Linked DNA regions of Mus musculus: regions 1, 3, 4, 5 and 6 are each linked to region 2. A link is a loop called in an ENCODE intact Hi-C map of the cell type or tissue named here. Cell type or tissue: left cerebral cortex. All regions are shown on one strand. Each heading gives the region's core, and the rest is flanking DNA. Links, peaks and the distances in the headings are about the cores only. Region 1 overlaps Xpr1 (xenotropic and polytropic retrovirus receptor 1). Region 2 holds the start of Gm41979 (a long non-coding RNA gene). Region 3 holds the start of Gm5532 (predicted gene 5532). Region 4 overlaps BC034090 (cDNA sequence BC034090). Region 5 holds the start of Ier5 (immediate early response 5). Region 6 overlaps Mr1 (major histocompatibility complex, class I-related).

Evidence for each region. Hi-C counts contacts between places; a loop is a spot of excess contacts. Peaks named below come from ENCODE experiments on the same cell type or tissue, not always from the same donor. Only the 100,000 strongest peaks of a DNase experiment are listed, where the experiment ranks them.
Region 1: a loop joins it to region 2, with 4 times the contacts of the local background. A loop is called at or near these places in 8 of 42 quality-filtered maps.
Region 3: it touches region 2 in a loop (2.7-fold over the local background); 17 of 42 quality-filtered maps call a loop at or near these places.
Region 4: it touches region 2 in a loop (8-fold over the local background); 28 of 42 quality-filtered maps call a loop at or near these places.
Region 5: a loop joins it to region 2, with 5 times the contacts of the local background. A loop is called at or near these places in 27 of 42 quality-filtered maps.
Region 6: a loop joins it to region 2, with 8 times the contacts of the local background. A loop is called at or near these places in 31 of 42 quality-filtered maps.

Annotation. Positions count from the first base shown.
Region 1 is chr1:155,279,205-155,283,991 of GRCm38, reverse strand. It overlaps Xpr1 (xenotropic and polytropic retrovirus receptor 1), which reads left to right. Exons shown (of 15, transcript NM_011273.2): 14 at 558-779; 15 at 2,922-4,787. The coding sequence ends at 2,982. Among named protein-coding and RNA genes, the nearest start is that of BC034090, 37 kb to the right of the region's middle. In left cerebral cortex, for the core only: a CTCF peak has its summit at 2,312 (motif pointing right); DNase peaks (open chromatin) are centred at 2,435, 3,048, 3,444 and 3,809; H3K27ac peaks cover 2,840 bases.
Region 2 is chr1:155,046,291-155,051,077 of GRCm38, reverse strand. The region is part of intron 2 of Gm41980 (a long non-coding RNA gene); the gene reads left to right. It overlaps Gm41979 (a long non-coding RNA gene), which reads left to right and starts at 3,211. Exons shown (of 3, transcript XR_878637.3): 1 at 3,211-3,509. In left cerebral cortex, for the core only: a CTCF peak has its summit at 1,948 (motif pointing left); DNase peaks (open chromatin) are centred at 692 and 1,924; H3K27ac peaks cover 1,430 bases.
Region 3 is chr1:155,524,797-155,529,583 of GRCm38, reverse strand. Gm5532 (predicted gene 5532) reads left to right here and starts at 2,473. Exons shown (of 2, transcript NR_132128.1): 1 at 2,473-2,558. In left cerebral cortex, for the core only: no CTCF peak of the experiment used is centred there; DNase peaks (open chromatin) are centred at 1,604, 2,155 and 2,392.
Region 4 is chr1:155,216,355-155,221,141 of GRCm38, reverse strand. It overlaps BC034090 (cDNA sequence BC034090), which reads left to right. Exons shown (of 10, transcript NM_001370865.1): 8 at 2,755-2,882; 9 at 3,576-3,760. Among named protein-coding and RNA genes, the nearest start is that of Gm31102, 24 kb to the left of the region's middle. In left cerebral cortex, for the core only: a CTCF peak has its summit at 2,763 (motif pointing right); a DNase peak (open chromatin) is centred at 2,783; H3K27ac peaks cover 898 bases.
Region 5 is chr1:155,097,567-155,102,353 of GRCm38, reverse strand. Ier5 (immediate early response 5) reads left to right here and starts at 2,718. Exons shown (of 1, transcript NM_010500.2): 1 at 2,718-4,787. The coding sequence starts at 2,924. The coding sequence ends at 3,850. In left cerebral cortex, for the core only: a CTCF peak has its summit at 2,784; DNase peaks (open chromatin) are centred at 2,695, 3,597 and 4,210; H3K4me3 peaks cover 2,011 bases; H3K27ac peaks cover 1,592 bases.
Region 6 is chr1:155,137,960-155,142,746 of GRCm38, reverse strand. The region is part of intron 1 of Mr1 (major histocompatibility complex, class I-related); the gene reads left to right. Among named protein-coding and RNA genes, the nearest start is that of Mr1, 6.5 kb to the left of the region's middle. In left cerebral cortex, for the core only: CTCF peaks have their summits at 1,503 (motif pointing left) and 2,441 (motif pointing right); DNase peaks (open chromatin) are centred at 2,455 and 3,766.

The sequences.
Region 1 (4,787 bases), core at 475-4,474, 230 kb before region 2:
CCTGCGTCATTCAGTGCCACTTCCTCATTTTTAATAAGCACTCAACAAATTAATAAACTTACTGGATAAAGAAAAATTATATTCCAAAATCAACTCTTGTTTCCTCCCCCACCTCCCAGTCCTCACACCATCTTTCTCTTTCATTTTATTTATTGTGCGGATGTGCATCAGGGAGCAAAGTCAACTGTCATTCCTCAGATACCTTCCTCCTCTATTTGAGACAGCCTCTCATTGGCCTGGAACTTCACCGGGTAGACTGGGCTAGCTCTAGGGACCTGCATGTCTGTTCCCATCTTGCCACTGTTGGGATCACAAAGTGCCCACTGTGCCTGGCTTCTTACATGTGGTATCTAGACTCAGGTCCTCACACTTATTAGGCAGATGCTTTCCTGACTGAACTATCATGGCTCTAGCTGTCTCTTTGATTTTAATAGTCTTGCCTATAATTGTTTTGTTTTGTTTTCTCCTTAGTGAGCAGGAACTTGAGCCTCCTGGAGGTTTACCAGTAGTAATATATTCAGATCTTAACATGAATGTCTTTACCCCATTTTGTTTAGGCGATTTGTGTGGAACTTCTTCCGTCTGGAGAACGAGCATCTAAATAACTGTGGTGAATTCCGAGCCGTGCGGGACATCTCTGTGGCCCCCCTCAACGCGGATGACCAGACACTACTTGAGCAGATGATGGACCAGGAGGATGGGGTTCGAAACCGCCAGAAGAACCGGTCGTGGAAGTACAATCAGAGCATATCCCTGCGTAGGCCCCGCCTGGCTTCCCAGTACGTAGAGTAGAGCACTCCTGTGTGGCTAGCAGCGGGTAACATTAGCTAAAAAGCTACTAGACTGGACCAGGTGAAGTTGCTGGCATTCAGCCATGCTTCCTCTTCAGACAGTAGTAACAAACCAACCCATGAGGTCAGACTTGTAGTATATCTTCAGGAGCACATGAGACACGCCAGGGTGTCTATCACCTACTGAGTAGGGATGTAAAGGACCACAGGAAAAGTGTGCTGGGAAATGACTTACCTGATTCTTGAGCATGACATGTGTGTGCAGATAACCTTCGAGTTCGTTTAGAAATCCTATCATTTGTGTAACCTTGTCTTTAATTCCTGTTAGCACTCTTCTGTACACTGGGATGTGTATAGTTCAAAGAGAGATTAAGAAGAATCAATTTGCTGGGCAGTGGAGGCACACGCCTTTAATCCCAGCTCTTGGAAGGCAAAGGCAGACAGATTTCTGAGTTCAAGGCCAGAGTTCAATCTGGTCTACAGAGTGAGTCCAGGACAGCCAGGACTACACAGAGAAACCCTGTCTCAAAAAATCAAAAAAAAAAAATTTTAAAGAATCAATTCATTATTTGTGAAATTTACCCAGCATCATCACAGAAAGACTTGAGCAAGCTGAAGCTACCTTATGAAGTCCATAACTAGGATTCTTACCTGCCACTGACTTTGTGTCCCAAAGCTAACAGTAAACATAAAGCATATGGTGACTGCACTCGGTGTTGAGAGAATAGAGAGAGAGACAGCAGAGTAGGTTACGATGAAAAACGTAAGTTGGACATTTTTCTGAAGGTAAGGGAGTGCTTGGACAAGGTAAAGACTGTGCCTGTGGAAATGGAGAGTAGGAAGGAAACACATGTGCTCAGACAGTAGTGAGAAAATGTAATTGGATGGGCTCATCTGAACTGACCCACACCTGTAAGCCCAGCATTTTGACAGTGGAAGCAGGAGGATCATAGCTACACAGCAAGCCCAGGCCAGCCTGGTTTACACTAGATCCTATCTCAAAAACAAACAAATAGCCAAAGACTAAAAACTGCAGGCTTCATCTTGTAGGGAAAGAAAAAGAACAAAACAAAACATGTTCTTCCAAAGAGGAGTGACAGGAAAGGAGACTGTGTCACTGCACAGTGCAGTAGGAAAGGGAAATCGGGACAGTAAAGGCCTGGATCGGGTTGTAAAGTCGGGTACAGGAGCATAGAGGAGATGAGCAGAAGGGGCTACAGTCCGGTGAGTACAGAAGCCCAGGCCTACCAAAGCTTTAGCTAGAGAGTGGGAATTTTCTGGAAAGAAAGTAGAGAAGGAAAAAGCAGAAAAGAGGAGAGTGAGTCTTAGGGCAGAGGAAAGTAGCAGAAGTCACAGTGGGAAATGAGCGGGAAGAGCACTGACTCAGCTGCACTCTGTCCAGGGAGGCACGGCAACCTGGGGTGCAGGAGCGCTGTGGGTAAGAGGGTGCTGAGGAGGTGGCTAGCCTCAAGGCCTGGAGAAAAGGCTGACAGACCAGAGCTCCTCACCGTGAAGGTCTCATAGCTACCAGCAGAGGGCAGTCTAAACATGGTTTCTGATCAAGAGGGAGGCTCTTGGTGCTAGTCTGTTCATTTCAGGGGTTTACAGGGAAACGCTGGGAAACTAGATGGCAGCCAGAGGAAGGCAGTTAGAAGAACAGGCTTAAGGTACAAAGAGTGCAGGGAATCTAAGGTGAGACCTGAGTCTCAGCTCTGACGTCATAGATTCATACAGCCTTAGCACAGCCTTAGCCTCCTGAATGTCAGCCTCCCCATCTGTCAAGTGGGAGTAACAGATCTCCTGTCAGAAACACTGCCTTCACTGTTGAGGCTAACGAGTGTCGGGTTACCCAGTCCCATTTTTATTCGGTACAAGAATCTCTGCACAGCCTCCTAAATCAGCAGCGCTAACAGTTTGACCGAGGCTCCTGGCTATCACTGTACCAGTGCTCAAACTCAGATCCTTGTTTCCGGGTACTGCTCCGTCTTTAATTCAGCCTACTGCTGTTCCTACCTCTCCACTTGCAGTACATAGCTCCTGGGTAGTGTGCGTGCTTGCTAGTGGGAAGAGTGGACCCAGCAGCACTGCATGGGACTGATCATACATGTTCATTTCCTCTGATCACGCTAGATCCAAGGCTCGCGACACTAAGGTATTGATAGAAGACACAGATGACGAAGCTAACACTTGAATTCGCTGAAGTCTAGAGTAACATCCTTGGTTTTCTACTCTACAATCCTTTCCTCGACCAACGCAACCTCCAGCACCTTTTTCCAGCTGAGAACAGGAGAAAACAGAACACGTTCCCGGGCTCTTCAGATCGGGTCCTATGGACTCCGAGCAAGCTCACTGTGTTTCTTTTCTTTTCTTCTGGTTTAATCTTCATTTTCTATTTTTAAAACAAATACTTCATTTTGCCAATCAGAAGATGTTTTAAGGAACAAACACCTACTATCTTACGGATTGTTTACAATCACAAGGATACAGAAGCCCATCAGGATGAAGAGAAGCTTTGGAAGGAACGTCTGATGCACAGCCCAGAGAGCTCAGCTTCGCCGGCCGGTTTTGACTGTCTGAAACCGGACACCGGTTTTTAAATTTTCTGTCAGTTTCTATGGAGAGTTTTTCCCTTCCTTCATAGCCAGTGCAGAGACACTGGCAGCACTTGCAGGGAAAGTGCAGCTTGGAGCAGCACCTCCTCCACAAAGCTACTTTTAATTCGATGTGACTTTTCTCATCTGGGGAGGGCTTCGGGTGGGTGGGGAATATGCTGTATTCGTTACATACAGTTTCTCATTATTTATGAAACTTAACCATAAATGAATGCTACTCCTGTGAAGGGAGGCAGGAGGAACTAAGGCTCACTGGCACTGCGGAGGGTCAACCCCACACACCTCTTTCAGGAAACAACTAGTTGATTTTTTTCCCCTCATTTGTTTTAACTTTAAACCAAAGTTTTATTGCTAAATTTTAAGTTGCTGCTCTAGAGTCCCAAGCATCACTGTCATGACCAGGCAGGCATCCCCCTTGCATCCCAGTGGTGGAAATCCAGAGAAAAGGCTCTGACTGTTGTTTCTCTAGGAACAGGTGCAGGATACAGTCACCCAAATACCAGTCACAAAAATGACGGTTTGCCACGTGCTTCTGCATGTAGAATTGTAATCTTTACCAGTGGAAAGACAGGCCTGTTTCAGGCCCCTCACACTTTATTAGACATTTCCCCTTCTGGTCTCACCTTCTTCAGCCAGAATTTGATCAAATTAAAAGTCTTTTGTGGGGACTGTATTTCTGAGCATCTAGAACAAATCCTTTATATTCATCGACACAAAAGATCTTGGTGGCTATTTTTAAACCCAGCTGTATTAAAAGGTGATGTTGAATTTTACGACACCCCTACCATGGCCTGCTTTTAAATTCGGGGCTTCTAAACCTGGTTGTACTTTTTAAATTATATTTCTTAGAAAATTCAGGATATAAATACCTACTTTATTCTCTATCTCACCCCCTTTCTTCATAAATTCTCTAGAGAAGCCTAAAAACATACAGCGCTTGACTGTCTTGAAAATGGTTGGTTTCATATCTGGTACTCATCAGCTTGTCACTGGGAATCTAGATCGTTGGTAGTAGTGACTGCCCAGCATTCTTGAGACCCTTGATTTTCTCTCCAGCATGGGTCAGGGTAGAGAAACAGCCATTATTCAGTAAAATTAATATAAATACCAGGAAAAGGTAAATAAATGGCCCCACCCTTCAGATCTAGATAAAAGTCCCACGTAGGAGGGCCATGAACGTGTGCCCTTGTCAGATGAACTTTAGACTAAGAAACCGGTGACTAGGGAAACAGCAGTAACACTTACATTGTTTTAAAACTTGGCTACTGCCCCTTAGCTCGTGCTTGTCATTAGCTCCTCCTGCATATCAAACCCTTACTCACTAAAGTTACAGCACTGCTAAAATCCTACTGATTAACTCACCAGCTTCCGTTTACAAAGTTTC
Region 2 (4,787 bases), core at 357-4,356:
CGGGGCTTGTTTTCTTATTCATCAGAGCAGATGATAGTGTGAGAACATTCAGTTTAACACAAAGGCAAGGCAGATGCTGATGTAGGGTGGACGGGTTCTACCTTGAGTTGTCATAATAGAGAAGCGGCTTGGGGAGGGCACTTAGGACTCAGCTGGAGCAGCAGCGGCCAGGAGGAAGTTCTCACTAAGGCAAGATGGTCTCCTTTTGCTCTGTTCTCGAGCGTCTAGTTCAGCTGTGGAGATATTTTCACTCTTTAGCGAAGACAGTGGTCCATATCTGCCGACCCCTAGGTGACATCCAATTTGGACCAACTTGTGGCTGTGAAGTGGTCACAATTGAAGGTTTCAGTTTGTCTCAGCCTTAGCCTGCTCTTACACGTATTCTCCTAGCCTCGGCTTCATCTGGCTTAGCCCTTTCCCGTTTCTTGCATCCCAGCCTTGTCCCTGTGAGCCAGCTCCTGGTTCACAAGGAGGAAAGAAAGATTTCTGCCTCTCCCCAGGACCCTTGGTTGGTCAGCTGGGGTTGCTGGTGGGGTTGCTGAACAAGGCAGGCAGCCCCACATGGCGTGGTTGTGGGCAAGAAGCTGATCTGCACTGTGTGGGGGTGGGGACTGACGAGAACAGGCCCACAGTCCTGCCCCCCCCCCCTGCCTTCTGGCTGGAGGAAGTGAGTCCAGCCTGGGGCCTCAGCAGCTGAATCAGTGGTTCTTGGAAGGTGATGATGTCACCGTGACATGGCTGTTCCCCTCCCCCAGTCAAAGTCAAAAGGAGAGTGAGCGACACAAGTTTCTCAGGCAGAGGCCTGAAGCTCTTAGGGAAGTCTGTGTTCACAGTCTGTGCTGGTCCCTTGATGCTACCTTGGTAGCCATTGTCATCCTTGGACTTCCGCTCTTCTCACCCTTGTCCTTTTCATCATCCTGTGTGCTGGAATTCTGGGAAAATATTGATGATATTTTCTTTTCTTTTTTGGGGGAGTGGGGGGGAGGGGACGGGCGTGTCTAATGTTTTCCAGATTGGCATGGACTAGCTGAGAAATTGAGGATGACTTTTTATTTTATTTTATTTTTATTTCATGTTTTGCCTGCTTTTATGTTTCTGAGGGTGTTGGGTCCCCTGGAACTGTGAGCTGCCCTGTGGGTGCTGGGAAGTGAACTCAGGTCCTCTGGAAAAGCAGCCAGTGCTCTTAACTACTGAGCCATCTCTCCAGTTCCCTGTGGATGACAGTTTCTAATCCTCCTGCCTCTACTGGAGTGCTAGGGTTTATGGACGTGACCACATGCTGGGGAGAGAACTCTTGGGTGGTACATGCTCAGCAAGCAGTTACCAACAGATCTACACTGGCAGCCCATCTTGATGATTTTAACCGTTTCCTGTCTTTGTTCTCCCATATGAATAGATGCACAAATCATAGAATATCATCTTGTCTGGCCAGGTGTGGTGGACTTTTTGGGATACAGAACTATCATGTCCTCTTAAAGACAGCATGTGAAAATGTATGCCTCATTTCCAGTTTCACATCTTTGCCTTTAAAAAAAAATTAATCACTTCTTACTGTTAGGGGCCGTGTCTCACTGGGCTGAGTGGGGAAATGCTAAGCTGCCATCTTTCCCCTGTCAAGGGCTCCCCCATTACCTCACTACCTCATGGTTGGGAACGTGGTGAGAGACTGGAGATGGATAATTTTCTCTTCTTAGGTGTCAGCTGCTGTAATGAAAGCCAACAGCATTCTACTGTGAGGCTCTGGGGGAACCCAGCTGGGCTGGCTAGGCCAGGGATTCCCTAAAAACAAAACAAAAACAACACCCAGTCTTCCTGGAGACCTTGTGTTAGACTCACTTGGGATAAAACGGGGCCTTTTGTCAGTTGGCTTCTGCTTCTCCAGACCAACCTTGATGGTACAGGGAGCCCTGGCAATGCCTTACACTGCCCGATGCTGCCCCCTGCAGGTGCATTGCCGACAGGGTCCCGCTGTCTCCCTTGGCCAAATGGTGGCTCTTCATCACCTGAAGTTGTCAGAGCAGTTAATAGAGCATGAACAGGAAGAAAATTAGGCTTTTCTGAGTGAACTAGGACACTGAGATAAATAGCGGAGGCATTGAGGATGATGGATGGATGTTCAAGCTTCAAATAATTTGACGTAGCAGGGATAACAGAAGGTGAGGACCAAAGTTTAGATCAAGGATCAGGGCAACTCAAGGCATGGCTGGTTTGAACTCCTGTTCAGTGCACGATGGAGAGGGTCCTAGACAATTGCGCAAGGTCATGAAGCTGGCAGATGATGGACATGGATGTGAACTCTGAGACTCTTCAGTGCTATTGTCACACTTGTGACATTTGGTGTTCGCACAGCTCCTAGCTAAGAGGTTGTCTTACTTTTATTTCTGTTGCGGGGACAAAGTGCTCTGACAGAAAGCAACTTAGGGGTGAAAGGGTTTCTTTCAAGTTCACAATTCTAGGTTCCAGTCCAGCATAGCAGGGAAGTCAAGGCAATAAGGAGCTTAGTAAGATAGCAAGTCACATCATCTCCACACTCAGGCATGCTTGCAACGCTGTTCATTTTCTCTACTTAGATACAGTCCAGGACTCAAACCTACGGAATGGTTCCACCCACAGTGGGCTGGGTCTTCTACATTTTACAACAATCAACACAGTTCCCTGCAGACAGTCCCACAAACTCTCTTACCAGGTTCCTAGATTGTGTTAAGTTGACAATTAAACTGACCAGAGGTCAAGATGCCTTGCAGGGAAGTCCCTTTATGGACTAGGTACTTGGGAATGAAGGTGAACTTTCAATAGGTAAATGAATGAAGAGATTTTTAGCTGTGGCCTCTGTAATGTAGTTTGAGGGATGCTGGGAAAATCTTTCCAACTTTCTCATCGTCTTGGCCTGAAGTGACACTATAGGAGAGACATTCTTTTGAGTAGGGTCGACTAAGTGGAGAGACTGATATTCAATCGTTATGCTTTTGTAATAACCTCTGTCTAAAAGGCCCTTCTAAAGGCCAGCATTTAACTGGCCATGGGAGCCCACCCAGTCTATGGCTGATGTGGTATCTATGTCTCCCCCATACACTTCTTCCTTTAGTCTCATGGGGTCCTCTTCAGCTTGCTCCTGGTTCTGGGTCTTCACTATAATCAAACCTCAGGTCAGTGGCAAAGTCAACATTTTAGCTGCAAAATCAGAAATGAGTATTTTCTCCTAAAATCCTCCTGGACCTTGCTTTAAAAAAAAGTGAAGATTCTTTAGAATTTGTCTCGCTTTATGTCCACCTGTCTGTCCATCCCCAACTCTCCCTAGCCTCTTCCCTGTATCTTCCTCCATCAACCTCTTCCTTCCAACAATTCAACCTTATGTAGGATTTGTTTGCTTTGTTACCCAGCAGGCATTTCCACATCCCCCTGCTTCCTTACTCACAACCCCCTAGGACAGGCCCACTACCTCTTTAGTGGACAATTCATCCTTCTCAACGAAGCCCCCGTTACTCCTACCGGCAACCTCCAAGACACGGGTAAGCGTTATAGCTTGGTGTTCCCTCCCCCGCTACGCTTGGAGGTCTATGTACGAATGAATGGGTAAACAAAATCAGCTGATGAGTGCCTTCTCCAGTGTCAAGGGGGTGTTGCTCTTGAAATACATATGAACCAAACCGGGCCTGTGTTTTCAAGTGTTGCTATGCATCAAATGTGTGATGTGCGCACAGGTGGGATATGCCAGCTCTGCTAAGAGATACATCTTGAACTGATATGAGCAGACGAGTTTCAGAACACTGTCATGGAGACAAATGAGTGCTCAGGCAGCAGGGTACCACTTAGGCTTTGACAGACATTGCAGAGAATGGGCTCACACGCACCTTTCTTGTTAAAAACAAAACAAAACAAAAACCAAAACCAAACCTTCCAACCTAATGGGAAGAGTGCTTCAAGATAGATCAGAACCTTAATCCCCAATGAACAACAACAACAACAACAAACCCTTCATGTTTGAAACAGGATGTAGTGGGCCAAGAACAAATTCTTTTTTTTTTTTTTTTTTTTAATGTGTGAGTATACTGTTGAGCTTTTCAGACACACCAGAAGAGGTCATCAGATCCCATTACAGATGGTTGGGAGCCACCATGTGGTTGCTGGGAATTGAATTCAGGACCTCTGGAAGAGCAGTCAGTGCTCGTAACCACTGAGCCATCTCTCCAGCCCCCAAGAACATAAATTCTTTTTTTTTTTTTTTTGAGTTTTTCTGGACAGGGTTTCTCTGTGTAGCCCTGGCTGTCCTGGAACTCACTCTGTAGACCAGGCTGGCCTCAAACTCAGAAATCCACCTGCCTCTGCCTCCCAAGTTCTGGGATTACAGGTGTACCACTGCCTGGCGAACATAAATTCTTAAAGATAGACCTAAAGGTAAGGGGAGGCTGAGGTTGCCGGCTAGATCCCTGGCAATGTGTTTAAAGTGAGTGTTTTGTATAGATCCACAACTTGTGATTTGGTTTAAACATTTTCAACTCTCATGGCTTTTTCAAATCCGTACAAATTCCGTGAGAATGTTGGATCTTCATCTTTTCCTGAGCTAGCTTGACACAGTACAGTGCTGTCTCATGTTGCTGGGCCACAGCGATGAGCTCTGACTCCCACATAGCCACTTGATCTCAAGGGGAACAATTAACAGTCTAGTGTGCTGGGCTGCTAAGTGTGGTGTTTGCTAGGCTCTTTGGATGAAGCACATTTTCAGCATACAATGTTTTCAACTTAGGATGAGTTAACTAGACTCTATCCGCATCATAAGTGATGGAGCA
Region 3 (4,787 bases), core at 492-4,491, 480 kb before region 2:
CTGTTGTTAATCTGCACCCTATCTGCATCTGAGGCTGGGGACCTGAGGATCCTCCTGTCCCAGGGAGGAAGAGCAGGCCATAGAGCCACCGTGGACAGTGTGGTTGGCTTTACAAACATGCCGGGTACGGACTAATTAAAATGTGCTACACCAGCTCTGGGTGAGTCACCTAATGTAATCAGAAGTGACAAACTGCTCCTGGCATAGAGCCCACGACAGCCTTTCTGTCCATTTGCAGCCCTGGGTTGATTAGCTCAGTAACTAACAGTGTTTCAGGATTGTATTTTTCTTTCTACCTGTGACAGTGTAAATGTGATAGGTTCCATTTCTCTTCCAGATCCTCTTGCCTTTGCTGGTCTCTGTTGCTGTCTGTGGTACATCCATCACTCCCAGGTTTCAAATCCTGCTTCCTGCTCCATCTCTTCCTCCTCCAGCCTCCCCCCTCTCCTGCCCCCCCCCCCTTAAGCACAAGCAAAGCCCAGACATTGCCTGTCTCCTCTCCGTAGTAGAGCAGCGCTAACACAAAGCAGTTGTACGTAGCAGACTTTTCCAAAGATGTTGTGGCTAATGAGAACAGACAGAGCTATTATTGCCTAGAGCAGGAAATCATTTCAAGTTTAACATCAGATGTTATTGTTCCTAGAAACGCGTTGGCCATTCCTTCTGTGAAGAATCTCTGCCTGTTTGTGTCCCTCCTTGGCATCCCCAGGGCACTCTGAAGCCAAAGCTGTCTAAAAGGAGATCAAGAAATATCCCATCTGTCTATATGGATGGAGCTATTATTTATTAAGAGCCAGGGACTCTCCTAACCACGTACTGTATCTTTCTGAATACTCTGTATGCTTTCCCGTGGGACTCGTTTTTTTTGTGTGCAGTCTCCTGTGGGAGTTTTTTTGTTGTTGTTTGTTTTGTTTTCTTTGAGGAAACGTGAGAGTTGGGATCTGAACCCTGCTCCTTCTTCTCCAAGCCCGTGTTTCTAATTGCTATGCAGCTGCCCTGTACCGCCCCACACACTCCTTAGATCATCAGAATTCAGATCTGTTACTTACCCCTTAACTCAGCAAAGTTTTCTGTAGAGTCAGGCAAAAATTCCCCTAACATTTTCTCCCATGCAATTGAATCCTTTGCTCTGGCAAATCCCCCTCCCCCTCCCCCTCCCCCTCCCCAAGAGAACTTTCCTGTCCGCTCTGATCTCCTTCCCAGAGGCGCCTCACTGACTCTTCTAGATAACATTTTGCTGTCTCTGTCCCTACTCCCCTTTCTCCTACTGTCAGCTCACCTAAGGAAAGAGCCTCATTTTATCCTGGGAACTAGAGTCTGTTCATTTGTTCTACCCCTCTTTGAGGCAGGTGAACCCAGCAGGCAACAACACACCGCATCTCTCAGGTATTTCTCCCACAGTTGGGAGCAGGAGAGCGCTGGAGCTAACGCTGTATTTTCTTCCTCTTATCTCCTCTGCCTTCTCAAAGCTGGGCTTGGCATTCCATTAAGCCAGGACAGTCTGCCTTCCTGTGTCCTCATAATTCTAAATTATGTCCTTGCCATTGACTGGGATAATAGCCCCAGATAAGAGGGAGCTTTTGCATGACCTTGGCTCTGACAGACGCTCACGAGAACCAAGTCTGTATAAACCTGAGGGGAGAAATGACAACTCGGCGGCTCGAAGGAACACACAGTCCTGTCTCCAAACACCAAGAGACGATGAGTCACAAACCAGTGAGCAGATTTTAGAGAGTGGGGTGGGCTACCTATTTGCCTTTTTTTTTTTTTTTAAGAAGGAGAGAGAAAGACATGCCGCCAGTGTTGGAGTGCAGTGATCTGTGAGATAATGATGGAAAGCAGACAGGGGAAGCCAGGTTATAAAAATGTTGGGCAGGAGATAAGGGGTCCAGGTGGTCAGGAGCAGTGGAGCTGGCCTGAGAGAAGACTGACTCTGGCTAATGAAGGCCTGTGGCCACATTCCTGGAGAACAGTGGGAGAGGGTAAGCAGGCCCCAAGTAGAGTATAGCAGAAACAAAGGTGGGGGTGGGGTGGGAGAGAATGAGAGCGGCCTGTTCAAGGGACAATGAGTCACCCACTTGGCTTTTCTGTTCTCTCAACAGCTGCCACATAATAGCAGGCATCTAACAGGTTATCATTTCTTCCCTTAAAGATCTCAAAAATAAAGTTAGAGACCCAAATTCTCAATTTGGAAAATTCTCTCGTGATGTCAGCGCTCAGAGCCCGGGGAGGTGATAATTCCTGAGGCCAAGGTGAACCTGGGCCCTGGCAAAGTTCTCACCCTCGCTGGCTGGGAACTCCGTTTATTTAATGCTCTGGTGATTTGGGGATTCTGTTTTAGGAAAACCTAAAAATAACCTGGTCAAATCTTGCTTTAATTAGTAAGCATCGGGGTTGATTCTGACATTCTCCTAGCCGATCACAAGCTTTTCCACTGTCTTACTTTAGAAGCCGTGGAGCCAGGAAGTGTCTGTCGGCGGGAACTAATCCTGGTCACATTACTACACAAATGTCCCGGTGGCTTCACATCAGTCCTGCTGGTCTCTGCAAACTTCCAGGTATGTGTTCAGAGAGGCTGGGTTGTGAGTTCTTCTCCCTAGACACTACCGAAGCAGCCCCAGTCCAAGCCTGATGTAGGGGGGCGGACGGGTCTTCTCTGTTACAGAAGAGGCTGCTTTTCCAGAACTCTTTATTGAGGAGCTCGCTCTGCATCTGGCTCAACCTAGAAAGAATCAATCTTTTACCTACTATCATTGTTTCAAAAGCCACTTTTTAACCAGTCTCTCTTTCCTATTGGTTACTGTTTATCTCCAGTGCATTCAGATAGGGAATTGTTTTAACAAAGAAAGGAAGGAAGGAAGGAAGGAAGGAAGGAAGGAAGGAAGGAAGGAAGGAAGGAAGGAAGGAAGAAAGGAAGAAAGAAAGAAAATAAAAAAAGGAAAGAGAGGAAGAAGAAGGAGGAGGAGGAGGAGGAGGAGGAAAAAGAGAGAGAGAGAGAGAGAAAACACTTGTCAGTGTACGGAAGGAACACTTGAGATACCCTGTTCTCTTAGTCATCTGGAAATGCTAGGGAAAAACCAGCTAAGCCTCCTGGGTACATGAAAGTCACCTTTCCCCAGCTCAAAAATCACATTTCAAAGGGTGTTTGGTGCAAAAGCAAGGCAAGTAAAACCTACCCACAAAATAGTGTTAAGGGGAGTACACTGTTTTCCACAACAGAGCACAGCTGGTCTGGGACACACTCAGAAACAGCAGTGAGCAAACCCGACTGCAGGGAGCCAGGTGGCCTTGAGCAGAACACCTAACATCTCTCCACGTTCTCATTTCATTTAGAAATCAAGTGGGAAACACCCACTGTGCTTTGTCTCACGGTGACCAAAGGAAAAGAAATACGTCTAAAAGCACTTTGTAAACCTCAGGGCTTTATCGGTAACGCTTAAAGAAATCACAGAGGTGAATATTTGGGGACATACCTGGTGCAAAGCTTTATTTGTAAGTGGGTAGGAGTGGTACCTGTGAGCATACACAGGTCAAAACAACCCCCAGAATTGGTTTTCATCTTTAAAAGGTTACCAACTCACTTATAGTGTGTGTATATGTTACATGTCTGGGGGAGGAAGTGTGTAGGTCAGAGGACAACTTTTTGAAGTCATTTTCTCCCTCCATCTTTATACATCTTTTCATGGGTTCTCTGAATTGAACTTAGGTTGTCAGACTCTCTCATTATTATTATTATTATTATTATTATTATTATTATTATTATTATTAATTTGAGACAAGGTCTCACTATGTAGCCCTGGCTATCCTAGAACCCATGGTATATATCAGACTGGCCTCTAACTCACAGAGATCTACTTGGCTCTGCCTCCAGAGTGCTGGGACTCAAGGCACATGCCACTATACCCAGGCACATGCCACTATATATTTATTTTTGTGCTTTTTATTTTTATTTATTTATTTTTCTTCTGAGAACATCTAGGGATGGAACTCGGTTTTTCATGCTTGTGAGGCAAAGGCTTTTTTCTCAGAGCCTCTTTCAAAATGGCACTGTGGGGTATCTGCTATTTTATGTGATTTAAATCCCATGATTAGCAGGTTATTAATTAATACCCTAAGAACATACTGTTCTGCTATTACTTTGTCTTCCAGACGAACCATTTATCTCCGTACTTGTCGCTTAGGATTCTCTCCACGGAGTAAAAATGTTTGGAAGATCTGGGAGGAAATGGAGTGACATTTTTCTAAGTGTCTTCTGTCCAGAGACAAAGAACTTTCTCTTAGACCTCATAGGACAGTTGACCTGACAACATGGAGCAGGTCTAGAAGAAGGAGAAAATACCCTGAGAACAACTGACCAGGAGAACTGGAATCAACCAGTTAGAATGCCTGGAGAATCCCAGTCTGGTGAGGGAGGTCCTTCCGGGGTGAACAGAACACAGGAAGACTCCATGGTCCCAGGGAGGTAGAGTGGGAGGCTGCCCAGCCCCCTCCCTCAGCTCCACTCCCTTTTGAAGCCTAATCAATAAGAATGTCACAGAGGCGCTTTTCTAAGAAGGCGATGATTCGTGATTCAGGAAAAACCAGGGAGCCTTGGGAGGCAAATCAATACCCCAATCTCCTAGTGACTGGCGTGCTCAAAACATCCAATAGCTTGGGGTCCCCTTCTGGAGCTTATTTTCAAACTGATTTCTGACTCATTTCCATTTGAGACAAAACCATTACACTAGTTGATGCTAACAGGCAGGAAACTGGGCCCCTAAGTTTGCTAAATGAAATATTATTTCTCC
Region 4 (4,787 bases), core at 335-4,334, 170 kb before region 2:
TCTCTCTCTCTCTCTCCCTGTTGCCTGTGTGCTGGAGAGTTCGTGCCCTGCATTCTTTAACCTACTCCTTGGCCACAGTGACTCCTTAGTCCAAATGAGCTTTCTTTTCTTTGTCTCTTTGTTTCCTTCCTTCTTTCCTCCCTCCCTCCCTTCCTTTCTTTCTAAAAAGAAGTATTTTCTCTGTGTGTTTTGCCTTCATATATATGTCTTTGTGCATGCCTGGTACTCGCAGAAGCCAGAAGAGCGCATTGGATCCCCCTCGGACTGGGGTTGTTATAAGCAGTTATGAGCTATTATGCGGGTACTGGATATCGAACCTGGGTTCTCTGGAAGAGCGGCCAGTGCTCTTAGCCGCCTAGACATCTCTCCAACCCCTAAACAATCCCCATCTGTAATGTCACGGCAAGCCTTGACTGGCCTCTTTGTTCTGGTCTTTCTCCACGTGGCCTCCAAGGTGTTTTTTCTGAGGCTGGACAGACCTGGCCATACCAATGGCACCTTGCCAGGACTGCTTCCAGATCTGCTGTCTGTGGCTTTTACATCTCCCCACTTTCCCAGAACACTCTTGGCCTCTGCTGAATAGACAGACACTTCTACAGTCAGATCACGCAGTCTGACTGAATCTGCACCTGACTGCCTCTGCTGTCTCTACCTGCTGACGCCTGTTCTTTCCTCCTTTAGAAGTCACCACAGTCCTTAGGCTGCGTGGCTTCTGCTGTTTGCCTTCTCACAGAGTTTCACCCCTCCATGTCTCTCTCCCCTCACTGGAATATGATGTCTACACCCCCAATACTGTCTCAGTAGCTAGTGTACCCAGTTCACATTCAGTGAATACAGGGCACCAGCTAAGCATCTCCCTCTCCGAGTGCCAGGCTTAGCAAATCACCTCCGCACACTCACCTCTACCAGACCTCCGGAAATCCTGCTCTGTGCTGTGTGCTGGGAGCGCAGAGCTATTCTGTTCTCTGCACCCTCCCCTGTGCAGAGTTAGGAAGGAAACCATAGCCTAAAGCAGGGCCCTTCCTAATGCTGTGACACTTGAATACAGTTCCTCATGTTGTGGTCACTCCCAACCATAAAATAATTTTTGTTGCTACTTTGTAACAAATTTTGCTACTGTTATGAATCATAATGTAAATGTCAATGTAAAAATGTGCAGGATCTGATATGTGACCCCTGTGAAAAGGTTGTTCAACCCCCAGAGGGCCTCGACCCCCAGGGTGGGAAGTGCTGGTCTAAGGCACTGGACCTTTTTATTTCCAGGGCCGAGGAGGGGAGAGAACGCAGGGTGAATGGCAGTCCACGGACTGGTTTCACTCAGGACAGGGTCTAGGAGTGGAGGCCCTTGTGCAGTGTGTGCTGGGTGGAGGAGAAGGAGAGGGTGAGCTGGGAATGAAGACAGCATGCATCGCCTCCTGTCCCTGGAAGCTCTCCAGATAGACTTCTCAGGTGTGGAGCTGGGAGCTGTGGCCTTTGCACTTCTCACCACTGGAACGTCTCCATAAGTCACCCAAGGGAAATGACAATGTCTCTTGTGTCTCAGAGGTCTTGCTGTAGTTTAAGCTGAGGGGCTGAAGGTAGAGAGCAGCCTGGTTCAAAAAGGCTATGACATACAGGAAGGATGGTACAGAAACTTGCAAAAACTGGGGGAAAAACAAACTAAAAGAAAAACATTGTCTCTCAGGAGCACAAATGCCTGAGCCTCTACCCCTGACTAGCACATACCACACCTTCCCCCATGTCCCTCTCTTTTCCTGTGTCCCTGTCTTCTCCCGTGTCCACATATCATTTCTCATGCTGTCTTTCTTTTGCCTGGGCACCTGGTCCTTTTTTTTCTTCCAGCTGGTGAGCTCTTGCTTCCAGCCTCACTCAAGGACCAGCCTGCCTCTGTCAGCCTGCCTTCTTGGGCAAAGCCTCTCTGCTCCCAGTTAAAAGCTCCTGGAGCTGTCACGTTACCTGGCTCACCCCCACTCCTAGCTGGACCCGTCCTGCTCTAAGGTGTGTCTTAGTATGCCACCAGAGAGCCACACCCCCAGCCCCTCCCCTTTGGACAGGATCTCCTATGTGACTTTGGCTGGTCCTCCTGACCCTTCTGCCTTGGCTTCTGAGTGCTGGGGAGATTTTCAAAGTGAGATAGGCACGCGAATAATGCTAAATGCTTTGAACACTTGTGCAGTCCCATCTTTTGAAGCAGGCTCCGCTGACTCCTGCTGGGCACCCGGGGGTCCTGACCAAAGCTTGCGCCACACAATTGTTTTCTTTTTTTTTTTCCATTTTTTATTAGGTATTTAGCTCATTTACATTTCCAATGCTATACCAAAAGTCCCCCATACCCACCCACCCCCACTCCCCTACCCACCCACTCCCCCTTTTTGGCCCTGGCGTTCCCCTGTACTGGGGCATATAAAGTTTGCGTGTCCAATGGGCCTCTCTTTCCAGTGATGGCCGACTAGGCCATCTTTTGATACATATGCAGCTAGAGTCAAGAGCTCCGGGGTACTGGTTAGTTCATATTGTTGTTCCACCTATAGGGTTGCAGATCCCTTTAGCTCCTTGGCTACTTTCTCTAGTTCCTCCATTGGGAGCCCTGTGATCCATCCATTAGCTGACTGTGAGCATCCACTTCTGTGTTTGCTAGGCCCCGGCACACAATTGTTTTCATAAACCTCAGGTTTATGGTTCCCAGCAAATCCTCTGTGGGGACCCCTTCCCAGGCTGGTTTTCTCACCTGTAATACTGGGCCTTCCCCACTAGGTGTCATCCTCCCATCAGCATCGGAGAGCAACTTCCTTCCAGAACCTCCATTCTCTGCTAGGTGGCAAGGGAGACCGGTCCAGCCTCTACCTGGTAGAGGGGTCAGGGGACAGCAGTGGACCCAGCAGGTAAGCATGGCACAAGTGACCCAAATGATAAACTCAGAGTGGCACCACAGCCCATTTGTCTCGTTAAGAGGAAGTGGAGCAGAGTAGCTGAGTGTTGCCGTCCACAAATCTCCAATGTGGAGAAACGGAGTGACACAGACATCTCAGAATGACACCTTTGTGCCCTTGCCATGTGCGCTGAGCACTGTGAGGCACGGGTTTGCTGGAAGGTGGCGCTGGCAGGCTTGAAGCCTCTCTCCCTTGGCTGTCTGCTGACATCCTGGGATCAGTAACACAGCTAAAGATCTTTCTAAACACCCAGATGAGAACCCCCAGAGAGACCCTTGGTTCCTGGCCCAGGCCCCCTTGGTCATCCATTTTTACTCAGGGTTTCATGGAAGGACTTTGAGGGGGAAGGGCTCCTGAAAACATTAGATAAAATTATAGCTTTCCTCGGGTGCTCAGAGGTCTCTTTCTAAACACGTTAGAGACCACCGTCCTTGCTTCAAGGCTCTCTGGCCTGAGAAACCAACCGCCAGTAGACGTGGACACTGCCAGTCTCCACCCTAGGGAGCTCATTTTGCTGGCTGAGGTCAGAGAAACCAGCCCCTCCTGTCAGAAAGGTTCCTACATCAGATTCAGGTCACCTTAGGGCCCAGAAAAAACTGGCTGTGATACCTAACCCTACCGTTACTGTCTTTGGTCTCCTTGTAGGCCAGCCAAGGCCTTTCCCCATCGTGCCCTCAGTGTGGAAGATGTGGGTGCCCCTAGCCTGGCTCGTACTGTGGGCCGCGTGGTGGAGGTGTTCCCAGATGGCACGAGCCAGCTGCAGCTGCAGCGACCCCCAAAGGGCACCTTTGGATTCCATGTAGCCCATGGCAGTGGCCGGCGAGACTCAGGTATGCTCTCGGGATCCTCAGTAAAGCCCCTGGGGTGTGGCCAAGTTCCTTTGGGGCTTTGGTTGAGCAATGGAGAAAAGCTCTCCTCATTCCTCGGAAGCTCTTCCTAGGTGCCAGGTCCCAGGAGCCCTCATGCTGAGGGGGTAGAGCTGGCCGATTTGACTCCACTGCCCCCCTGTTGTCCTGTGACATCTAGAAATCCCAGCCAGCAGGGCTCTTCCAGAGGGGCAGAGGGAAACTGTCTGTGCTTGCCGGGTCTCAGCTATTCCTTTGATGTGGTTGATGTATTTCAACCGCCCCATCCTCCAGCTGCTGGTGTGTCTGGGCTTGTGGAGTGGGCCTGCCTGTCTGCAGTCCTGTCCACAGCCCTCCCTCCCCAGCTCCTGGAGGCTTTGTTCAGATCGATGTTGGCTCCAGGTGTCTGGCGGGGTTGCCTACTGTATCCTAATTCAATACCACCGTCACTGAATTCTGACCAGTTCTTGGTCCCTCTACATCCAGGAGTCCTGTGTGGCAACCTGACTTGCCCAGGCCAAAGCCCATGGTCTAGAATGTGTGAGTACATGAACCCTTGGAAGCTGTCCCCAGGCTCTGCTCAGCGGAGGGAGAGTGGGCAGAGGAGGGAGGGGATGACTTGGAAAGGCAAGCTCAGCAGTCTGTGCTGCTGGGCCCTGGGGAGAAGTAGTCCGCTCTCCAGTGTGCTAGGCCAGGGCTGTTTAACTGGGAAAGCCCTCCTGCTGCCGTGTCTGCAGCACACGCTGTGCTGCAGGGCACCTTTGGATTCCACGTGGCCCATGGCAGTGGCCGTCGAGACTCAGGTATGCTCTCAGGATCCTCAGAAAGCCCCTGGGGTCAAGTTCCTTTGGGGCTTTGGTTGAGCAATGGAGAAAAGCTCTCCTCGTCCCTCCAGAAGCTCTTCCTGGGTGCCAGGTCCAGCGTGTGTGCTAGCTCCTGTCCTGTGAATCACTCGGCATCTGTGAGTTAATGTGTGTCAGGTGCCTGCTAATAAGTATCTTGGATACCGGGG
Region 5 (4,787 bases), core at 347-4,346, 51 kb before region 2:
CCCCGTGGCCCCATCTCCTCACTGAAGCATCCATGCTTCGCTATCATCACCTTGGAAACCTGGCAAATGAGATGCTCTCTGTTCTCCACCCTACCGCCAGCCCACCCCCACCCCTGCTTTGGTGCTTAAGAGTTTGTTATACCTTAGGGCTTTCGGCAACTCTTCAAATCCACTTTCCTTATTCAAACTTTCATCAATGCTACCTAAAGAGTCTCCAGACCCTTCTGTTACTCCAAATTCAAATGTAAGGTAGTAGGTTCAAATAACTAATGTGTACTGATAGTGTACGTGTGCTCACTGCTGTGCTAAGAGTGTTAAGTGTGCAATAAGCATCCTTTTCTCACAGTGCTCTAAGAGGTAGGCACTACTATTATCTCTGTAATCAAATGAAAAAAAAAAAGACGGAATGACAGAGAGGCAAAACACTTTTCCAAAGTGCTCTTCAGCAAGGAAGAAGTGGAGCTGGGACTCCCACTCCAGTAGCCTGTGCTTGCAAACATCTGTTTACAGTGACTTAAAAGTTCTCACACTTTTCCCAGTGGAAGTCTGGTAAGGCCTGAGGCCTTGGCCCTTCCAAGATGCTTCGGAGCCTTATTAGGACTATCTGAAAACCCTACCATTTCCAGGTTTATCAGAAAATTTGGGTAGGAATAGAACTGATGTTCTTTGTTTTTGTTTTAATAAAATCAGAATGCTCAGTGGGAATAGTGATGCACAACTTTAGTCCCAGCACTGGGGAGGCAGCGGCAGGCAGATCTCTGAGTTCAAGTCTAGCTTGGTCTACAGAGCTAGTTCCAGAACAGGACTACAGGACAGAACGAAAAAAACCCTCTCTATAAATAAATAAATAAATAAATAAATAAATAAATAAATAAATAAGCAGGCAAGTAAGTAAATAAATAAATATTTTAAAAAGAAGCGCTGATGAAACAAACAAAGCTTTGAAAGGACCAGGTCCTGAACCTGCCCATGGCTATCAGACAGCTCACTGACTCCACCCCAGACGGATCGTCAGTTGGCCTGTAAATTTAAGCGAGCTGTGTTAGACAGGAACATGGGATATGTCTGTACACTCGTTCAAGTGCTACTTACTACGCGGCATCGATAAATCTGTCTGTGAGATGCAGCATTACCTGATACACTCTCACTTGTAATGCACTGGGCCCCATCAGAGCCTCACTGGTCTGCTCTTCTTAGGAAACCTGAAGATGAAGTAGGGACAACTCTGTTGCTTTAAGGGTGAGTGGTCAGGATCTAGATGTGGTCTTGGATTTCAATACCCAATAAATATTTGTCAAAAAATAAAATAAAATAAAAAAGATTTTCCAAGAGAGAAAACGGAGAAGAACCTCATGCTATTACTGAACATATGTTGCTGTTGCTACATGTTATAATTATTTTCTCTCCTTCTCTATGTGGGCTGAGAATTCCTAGAAGGGAGGGACTCTGGGCTTCAGTTGTAGCAGTAATAGTGGCCAAAGTTAGCATCCCCCAAACCATCAGATCTGAAGGCATCCTGGTTGTGAACTGGCTCTTAATCAAGCCTACCTCTCACTAGTATTTCTTCCATGTAAATGGCCAAACCTATTGTAGGGTCAGGCAAACCTTTCACATAGACACCGTGTAAGCTGTGGTTAACTTTATTATTTAGATTGACTCTGAGAGTTGCCATTTATCTTCTGTGTAATAAAGAAGGTGTATCTGTGATTTCTTCATTTTATATTTGAAACTTCAGGGCCATAAGGCAATTTACAGAGCCATCAGGCACCAGTACAATCTTGTCATGGTCCTTCTGACAGGGATTTGCAAGACTCAGTGGATGGGACTACATTGACTGACCAGAAAAATTTTAGGAACCCTCCCCCCATACTTGACAAAAAACAATTTACATAATCAACATGGGAAACCAGAACTTATTTGTATTTTTAGAACTTACTAGATTTCCCCCAAAATAGATCAGTTACTTATTGTGTGTGTGTGTGGGGGGGGGGTATTAAACAAACAGACAAACAAAGAAAACCATTGTGGAGAAATAGGTAACATCTTCCATTTAAAATATGTGATAACTGAGAATCTGGGGAACGAAATGAAAGATGCCAGCTTTAGGTGAGAACAAACAACGTTGTACCTGAATTCTGTTCCTTCATAAGGCAGAAGCTTGGGTATTTCTAGAACGTTCCCTTTTGTTTGTAGTTAAATGCTGAGTATAACGCTAATGGGAAAGGGGCTAACTCCAACATAATATCTCAAATATATCGTGCTAGTTGTCATATATTGTCATCGCTTCCATTTCTGCCAAGAATGACCAGAAATTACAGCTGAAACAGCTATGAGCAGCTGGAAATTGTGTATGAAAGGAACTGAATTTTATTGTGCAGTAGATTCCAGCACACTAAACGAATGAAAGTTCCAGTCAGTGTGCTAAGGTACATCACAAAGCGGAATCCCTTACTACATACAGTTCTGTGGGCCTCGTTCTCCTCTATCAACGCCTCTGAACACAAATCCCACCGCACATGATCAATGGGCTGCCTGCAATCTCCCCCTTTAAGAGCTTGCTCCGCGGGACTAACGTTTGAACAGGCCCTGGGGCCCCTCCTCTGCCTCTGATTGGTCGGGGGCGGAGCACGAGGCACATCTGCCCGCCCAGAACGGTTAGCGGCGCTTTGTGATTGGCGTTCGAGGAGCATATATAAGGTGCAGTGTGGCCCCGCAGCGCTCAGTTTAGAGTCCGGCTCAGAACGGTTCTGTTGTCTGAAGGGAAGCGGCGGAGGGGGACTACGCGTCACCAGGTCTTTTCTCCACCGAGCTTTCAGACGCCGAGGGTACAACCACAGAGGAAGACCTGATCCCGCCTACAGCTCCTCTCGCAGCTTCAGAAGGCAAGCAGGCGTTCACCCTATCGTCTGGAAGCGAAGGCAGGATGGAGTTCAAGCTGGAGGCTCACCGCATCGTCAGCATCTCCCTGGGCAAGATCTACAACTCGCGGGTCCAGCGCGGCGGCATCAAGCTGCACAAGAACCTCTTGGTGTCGTTGGTGCTGCGCAGCGCCCGCCAAGTCTACCTGAGTGACCCCTGCCCTGGCCTCTACCTGGCTGGCCCTGCGGGGACCCCGGCGGTGCCGCCGCCTCAGCAGCCTGGAGAGCCTGTAGCCGGGCCACCCTCCGGCTGGGGAGAGCCGCCCCCGCCGGTCGCCCGTGCCGCCTGGCCGGAGCCCGAGCCTCAGCCGCAGCCTCAGCCTCAGCGTCCCTCCGTGTGCCACACGCCCGGAGCGGGAAGCTCAGAACCGGTGGCCGCGGTGGCCGGATCGGGGGAAGCTCTCCGGGGCGGAGAGGAGGACTCGGCGGCAGCTGCTTGGGGCCGCGTGGAGCGTCCGCGCGCGGCGTCTTCAGGAGGTGGCTCGGACGCGTGCCCCGAGGGGCCCCGGGCAGTGCGCCGCCCGTGCGGCTGTCCCCCGGCCGTGGAGGAGCGGTCCTCCGAGGACGGGTCCCCCGCGCCACCCGCCCCGTGTCCCAGGAAGCGTGGCGCAGCGGGAGTGGGTGGCGGCCGCGCGAGCTGCTCGGCACCCGGCTCTACCCCTCTCAAGAAGCCGCGCCGGAACTCGGAGGAGCAGCCAGTCACCGGCGAGGACGACACCGACGAGGAGATGGAGACCGGGAACGTGGCAAACCTCATCAGCATCTTCGGGTCTAGCTTCTCGGGACTCCTACGGAAAAGCCCCGCAGGCGGCCGAGAGGAAGAGGAGGCGGAGGAGGGCGGCCCGGAAGCCGCCGAGCCGGGGCAGATCTGCTGCGACAAGCCGGTGCTGAGAGACATGAGCCCCTGGAGCACAGCCATCGTGGCCTTCTGAGCCCCCGGGACCCGAGTGGCTGGAGCTTGAGCAGCGGGAGTCCCCGAAGTGCGGCCGGGGCCTCTCCCGGCCGCGAGGACGAGCCGAGACCGTAGGCGCTGGGCGCGTAGGGGAGACTGGTTGCTGCCGGGCAGCACATCGCCCCAGAAGGGGCAGCCCGGCTGGGCCGTGGCTCTCGAGTCTCATCCTGAGACCTAGAGTTGGAGGCTTATTGGAAGAGGACGATCGATCGTTAACTTTTGTATCTGTGTGTGTCCGTGTGTAAGTTTGTCTTGTGTTGAGACTGTTCTGTGATTCTGGAATGCACCACCCCTTCCCCGGGGCTTGAGACTTTGGGGGTGCAGACAGGGACTTTCCTCTGCCAGCAGCACAGAAAAGGAAGCTGCAGAAAGGCTCGAGGAAGGGGAGTTCCCCGTTCGATCTTGGGGGAGAGAGGGACTTTACACACACCTCTCTCTCATGAAAGCTACGACCGCACCGGGGCGCGGAGTGGCGTTTTCTCACAGGATTTCCTCAGACTAGAGGGAGTTCGTCTGGAGTAGAGACTTGTATTATTTTTCTCCCTCCCCATCCTTTCTCTGGCACAGAAGAAGCGCTTCTACCCTGTGATTACTCTGGGAAAGCAGAACATTAAGGGACCTTCAATTCCCCACAGGGGAAAAAAAGCTTGCTGAACTTCACAGAAGAGTTCAAGCTTGGAAATACGGAGTTTATAGAGAAAAGATATATTTTTTAAAAGCTCTAGCTCAGAACTTACTACACAGTGCTTTTAAAAAGTGTTTAATGAAACAAAGTTTACAGACGAGCTCTAAGTGGAAGGACCTTATGGCTTTGTAGATAAGGTGACTCCAGTCTTTGTTGTATAAAGGTTGGGGGAGCTGATAAGGTTTTTGTACAGTATTTTCTCCTTCTCTGTATTGATTTTTGTATAAAAATG
Region 6 (4,787 bases), core at 428-4,427, 92 kb before region 2:
CACTCTAGACACAACTCAATGTTACCTGGTCAAAGAAGCCATTTCTGGTCTGTTTAACACATTGGTTCTCTTCACTCTCTTTCCTTTCTCTACTTTTGTTTTCTTTATTTGTTTGCTTGTTTTGGGGGTTTTGTTCGTTTGTTTGTTTGTTTGTGACAAGAATTCTCTGTGTAGCCCTGGCTGTCCTGGAATTCACAGAGATCCACCTGTCTCTGTTACCCAACTGGGATTAAAGGCATATACCACCATGCATACTAGTTTCTTAATACAATTTATTATCACTTGACCTTGTATTATATATTTGTCAGTTGACAATATTCCTTCTAGAAATTATCTCAGAGGACTGGTCCTTTATTTGTTCCATATTGTGCTCCTAGCATCTAGAACTATGTTTACTAGAAATTCAGAAAAGAATAATACTTATATGAAGTGAAGTATTGATAAATGTTAAAGGGGTAGCCATGAAAGAGTAACTGTAATTGTTTCAATAGGAAATAGTCCTTACAGGTATATGTGATTGCGCCCTTGGTTTCAGATGACGGCTCTGTTGTGATATTGTGAAGTTTTAGGACACGGGACTTAGCTTGCAGACTTAAGGCTACAGAGGCAAGAATTGAGAGGTATAAGTTGACCCTACTTCTATCCCAAGCTCAGTACTTCCTAGCTGTGTAGTGTGATGATAGTGAGCTGCAAGCTTCTTGCTCCCCAACTAAGCTAATCCCAGCTTCCACGCCTTCTTCACTATGAGGGACTGTATTTCCTTAAGCCATTATGCAAATAAGTCGTTCCTGCTTTGTGCTGTTTCTGTCAAGTATCACATCAGAGCAATGAGAAAAGCAACTTATTGTGGTCATTGCAATGCTAAACCTGACGATGCAGTCTGTGGGACTTCAGAAGTGAAGTGTAAGAGTAATATAAAGTTTGGAGCTGTGGGCTCCAAATGCTGTAACTAGAACTTTGTGGGATGTTCTCGCAGAGGCCAAGAGGGACGTTATCAGGAATTGGACTAGAGGCTATTCCGGCAAAGAATCGATGTCCCCCCTCTGTGTCCTGAAAGTCAAAATGAGGCTGAATTAAAGAGCAATATACTAATGTGTTTGGTGAAGAAAATCTCTAGTCAGAAGTGTTCAGACTGTGGCGGTTACTGTCCCTGCTTTTAGCCCATATTACAGCAATAGACAGCTGAAAGCTGAGGGGAAATATTTGAAAAGTATATAGTTTGGCAGGGAAAGGGACATGAATACAGTTGTGGTCAAAGCAAGTGTGGGAAAAGCTGTGATAATTCATACAGGTATTAGTACTATTAAAGAAAAATCTCACATCTCTCCAGCCCCAAGATTTTGGATTTCGATCAGTGTTGGAACCCTTAAGATGTTAGGGGGTAGGGGGGGCTGGGGAAATGGCTCAGTGGTTAAGAGCACTGACTGCTCTTCCAGAGGTCCTGAGTTCAATTCCCAGCAACCACAAGGTGGCTTACAACCATCTGTAATGAGATCTGATGCCCTCTGCTGGTGTGTCTGAAGACAGTAACAGTGTACTTTTTTTTTTTAATGATTTTCAGACAAGCAAAAACTTTAATAAAATCAATCTCTCAAAGTAAAATAAATAAATAAATAAAAAGATGTTAGGGACTTTCCCAGTTGTAAAATGCACCTTGTATCATGAGGTAGCCATGGGCCTCTGGGGTCAGGGCTGTGGATTGAATGTGAAATGCACCCCCCCCAGGTTTGTATATTTACACACTAGGTGCTCAGTTGGTAGTGTCTCTTGAGAAGTTGTGTGGTTTGGGGGGCACACAACACAGATAACAGGTCTTAAGGTTGGCTAAGGGTTATTATCGTCCAGCACAATTCTAGCCTGAGCCCTCTGCTTTCTGACCTGGAAGGATATGAGGAACCGTAGCACAAGCTCCAGCAAGCCCAGACCAGGCTGATCCCAGCCACTCTTTCCTCTTCTCCATGGACTCTACTCCTTTATTCCATGAGCCAAAACAAATCCTTCCCCCCTTCGGTTTCTATCATGTATTTCTCAGTAGGGACAAGAAAAGTAATTAATACAGTGGCTAAGAAGTCAGACTGGCACATTTGTCAGTTTTAGACTTGCCGTTAAGAGCCAGTCTCTTGACAGTTGTTAGGAGAAGGGACTAATGGCTTCTGCTGCGTGCAGAACCATCGACATCACTGCATGCTTTGAGGAGTGTCCCAAGGTTCTTTTACCTAAAATACAACCATTTACTTCTCTCCTCATTCCCACAATCCCCGGGATCTCAAAGAGTAGTTATCAGAAATCACAATCATTTTTACCGTACTAAGACACTGAGCTGCTTGAAGAGGGTAACAATAAACTGTTCTTTATTGAAATGGCTACCCAATCAGAACCTCCTACCAACCTGAGGAAGATCTGCTTGGGCTCTAGGGACTGGAAGATCAAAGACTGAAACATGTCTGACACAAGGGGGCAGGAGAGAGCACTTTAATCCAGGCTCTGGAAGAGTCTCTCAAGCAGAGTTGAGTAGTCATAGGTAGAGAAGCTCCCGATGTGAGAGTTCAGCTTTTGATTTCTGGTTCCTTCACTGTGGCTTTTAAGGTTGTGCTTAATTTAGTTAATTTTGAGTAATGTACTTAATCTCTCTGCACCTTCCATCTGTGGAATGGGAATGATGGGACCTACCTTGATGGATGTTATTGTGAAGGCTGGGGATGTAGCCCGATAGATAAGAGTTCTTGTCTAGCTTGTACAAAGTCCTGGGATCAATCCCTCGTGCCACCTGAACCAGATTTGGTGATTTGTGAGGCAGGAGAATCAGAAGGTCAAGGTCATGGTTGACTACATAGACAGTTTGAGGCCAGCCTGACATGAGACCATGTTTTGTTTTGTTTAATTATTGTGAGGAATGAATGAAGCCAATGTTGCTCAAGGGTTTGTATAGCACTGGCCACATGGTCCCTGCACAAAAAATAAATACACGTAAATAGTGATGATGGAGGTACCTGCTGCCCTTTAGGCCTCACTGAAGGTGTAACTGGTCTGGCTTGATCTCCTTGGAGGATTTCTCAGGAACACTCCTACTCCTACGTGAGCAGGGTTGCTGTCTTGCCTACACCCCATAGGTGCCTTTTTTGTTTGTTTGTTTTTGTTTTTGTTTTTGTTTTTGTTTTTTGTTTTGTTTTGTTTTGGTTTTTCAAGACAGGATTTCTCTGTGTAGCCCTGGCTGTCCTGGAGCTCACTTTGTAGACCAGGAAGGCCTCAAACCCAGAAATCCACCTGCCTCTGCCTCCCAAGTTAAAGGCGTGGGCCACCACCGGCGGACTCGGTGCCTCTTTTGTGACACTTGTATTTGTTCTGTTATATAAAAATCCCCAGTTATACTGTAAATTTCTGGAGGGAAGAAGTGGTACCTGATTCATTTTCCTCTTCAGATGTTGCATCATAGCTTGTCCATGGTAGATATTCAATAAAAACAAGTCCGGGGTTTTATATTCCAGTAATTTTCCTTAGATGTTTGTCAAAAGTGGCCCAACTGCTATTGTACCAAGTTAAAGAGACAAGGCTCGGGGTGGGCGTGGGGCTGGGGGTGGGATGAGCCAGCACTCTGGTGTGAGAGATGCTTGTTGAGTTGAATGAACTCCCCAGAAGGCCTAGGAGATTTGAGTAAACAGTAAGTGATCCTTGAAGAGCAGTGTGACTGGCCCAGCTAGACAAAGCCAAATGCTAAGCTCATAGATGTCAGCTCCACAAGTGAGTCATGTTGGTGACTCATGGAAAGGGGCCAACCCAACCTGACTTCATAATCGTTGGAGCAAGAGGGGGAGCGGAGCAAATGGTTTCGAAATCACAGTCTGTGTAGAACAATTTTAGTCCTTCCAAATGATTCGACCTTAGTAGTTATATTAAATCTTCAAATATCTGGGCAACACATTCTGGTAAGATACGAATTGCCACAAGGTCTGGCATGCTATGAAGGGGAGTGTAACAAGGACTTTTCTTCATCTTCCCTGGTCTGAATTACCGACTTCATATCTGTCAGCCGACATCCCTGGATCATGAAGTGCCATTTTAGAAGCCTGGCTAAGGGCCAGGCACAACTTATACCTGTAGAGGCACCAGATGGGTCCCACAGAGAATGAAGAGAAGGCTGTGGTGTCCTTGGCCAGCATGCACGCCCTCTCTCCCCTTGGCCTGCTCAGCTCTTGACCCTGAGATCTTCTCCAAGATGTCACCCTCTCTATAGAACCTTTCCTAAGAGCCCACATTGACATGATAGCCCATATACGCTACTTCTAAAACCACCTTCTTTTACCTATACTATGTCCTGAACTTCTTGCACTATCTAGGAGTTCATTTCAGTTTACCTTGACCCTTACTGATGATCACAATCCTCATATTGATATTTCAATGGACGAAAAAGTAGAAAAATAGTAAGAAAGTAGCTACCAGGAGTGGTTGGGTATAGCAAGAAAAAGCATGGTGCTTTTGAAAGTATTTTCTGCAGGAGGCCTGAGCCTTAACGGCTGTTCTGACTCTGTTTAATCTGGGAAGAAGGGTGTATACCCCAGTATATGTAGCTGGAAGATGGTAGAAAGATGGCCCTCAATTATCAACCCAGAGGCCTTATTAGTAAAACAAGGGGTTGGACTGTCAGGGTTTTCTTTCCCTCAGAGGCTCTGGGGGCTTCTTGAGGCACATCTCCACGCCTGCCCCATCCCCACCCCCACCCACCCAGTGAATAGTTTTGGTTCTTCCCCCAAGACCAGAACATCACACTGTAAGTTACTTACAAGTGGAGG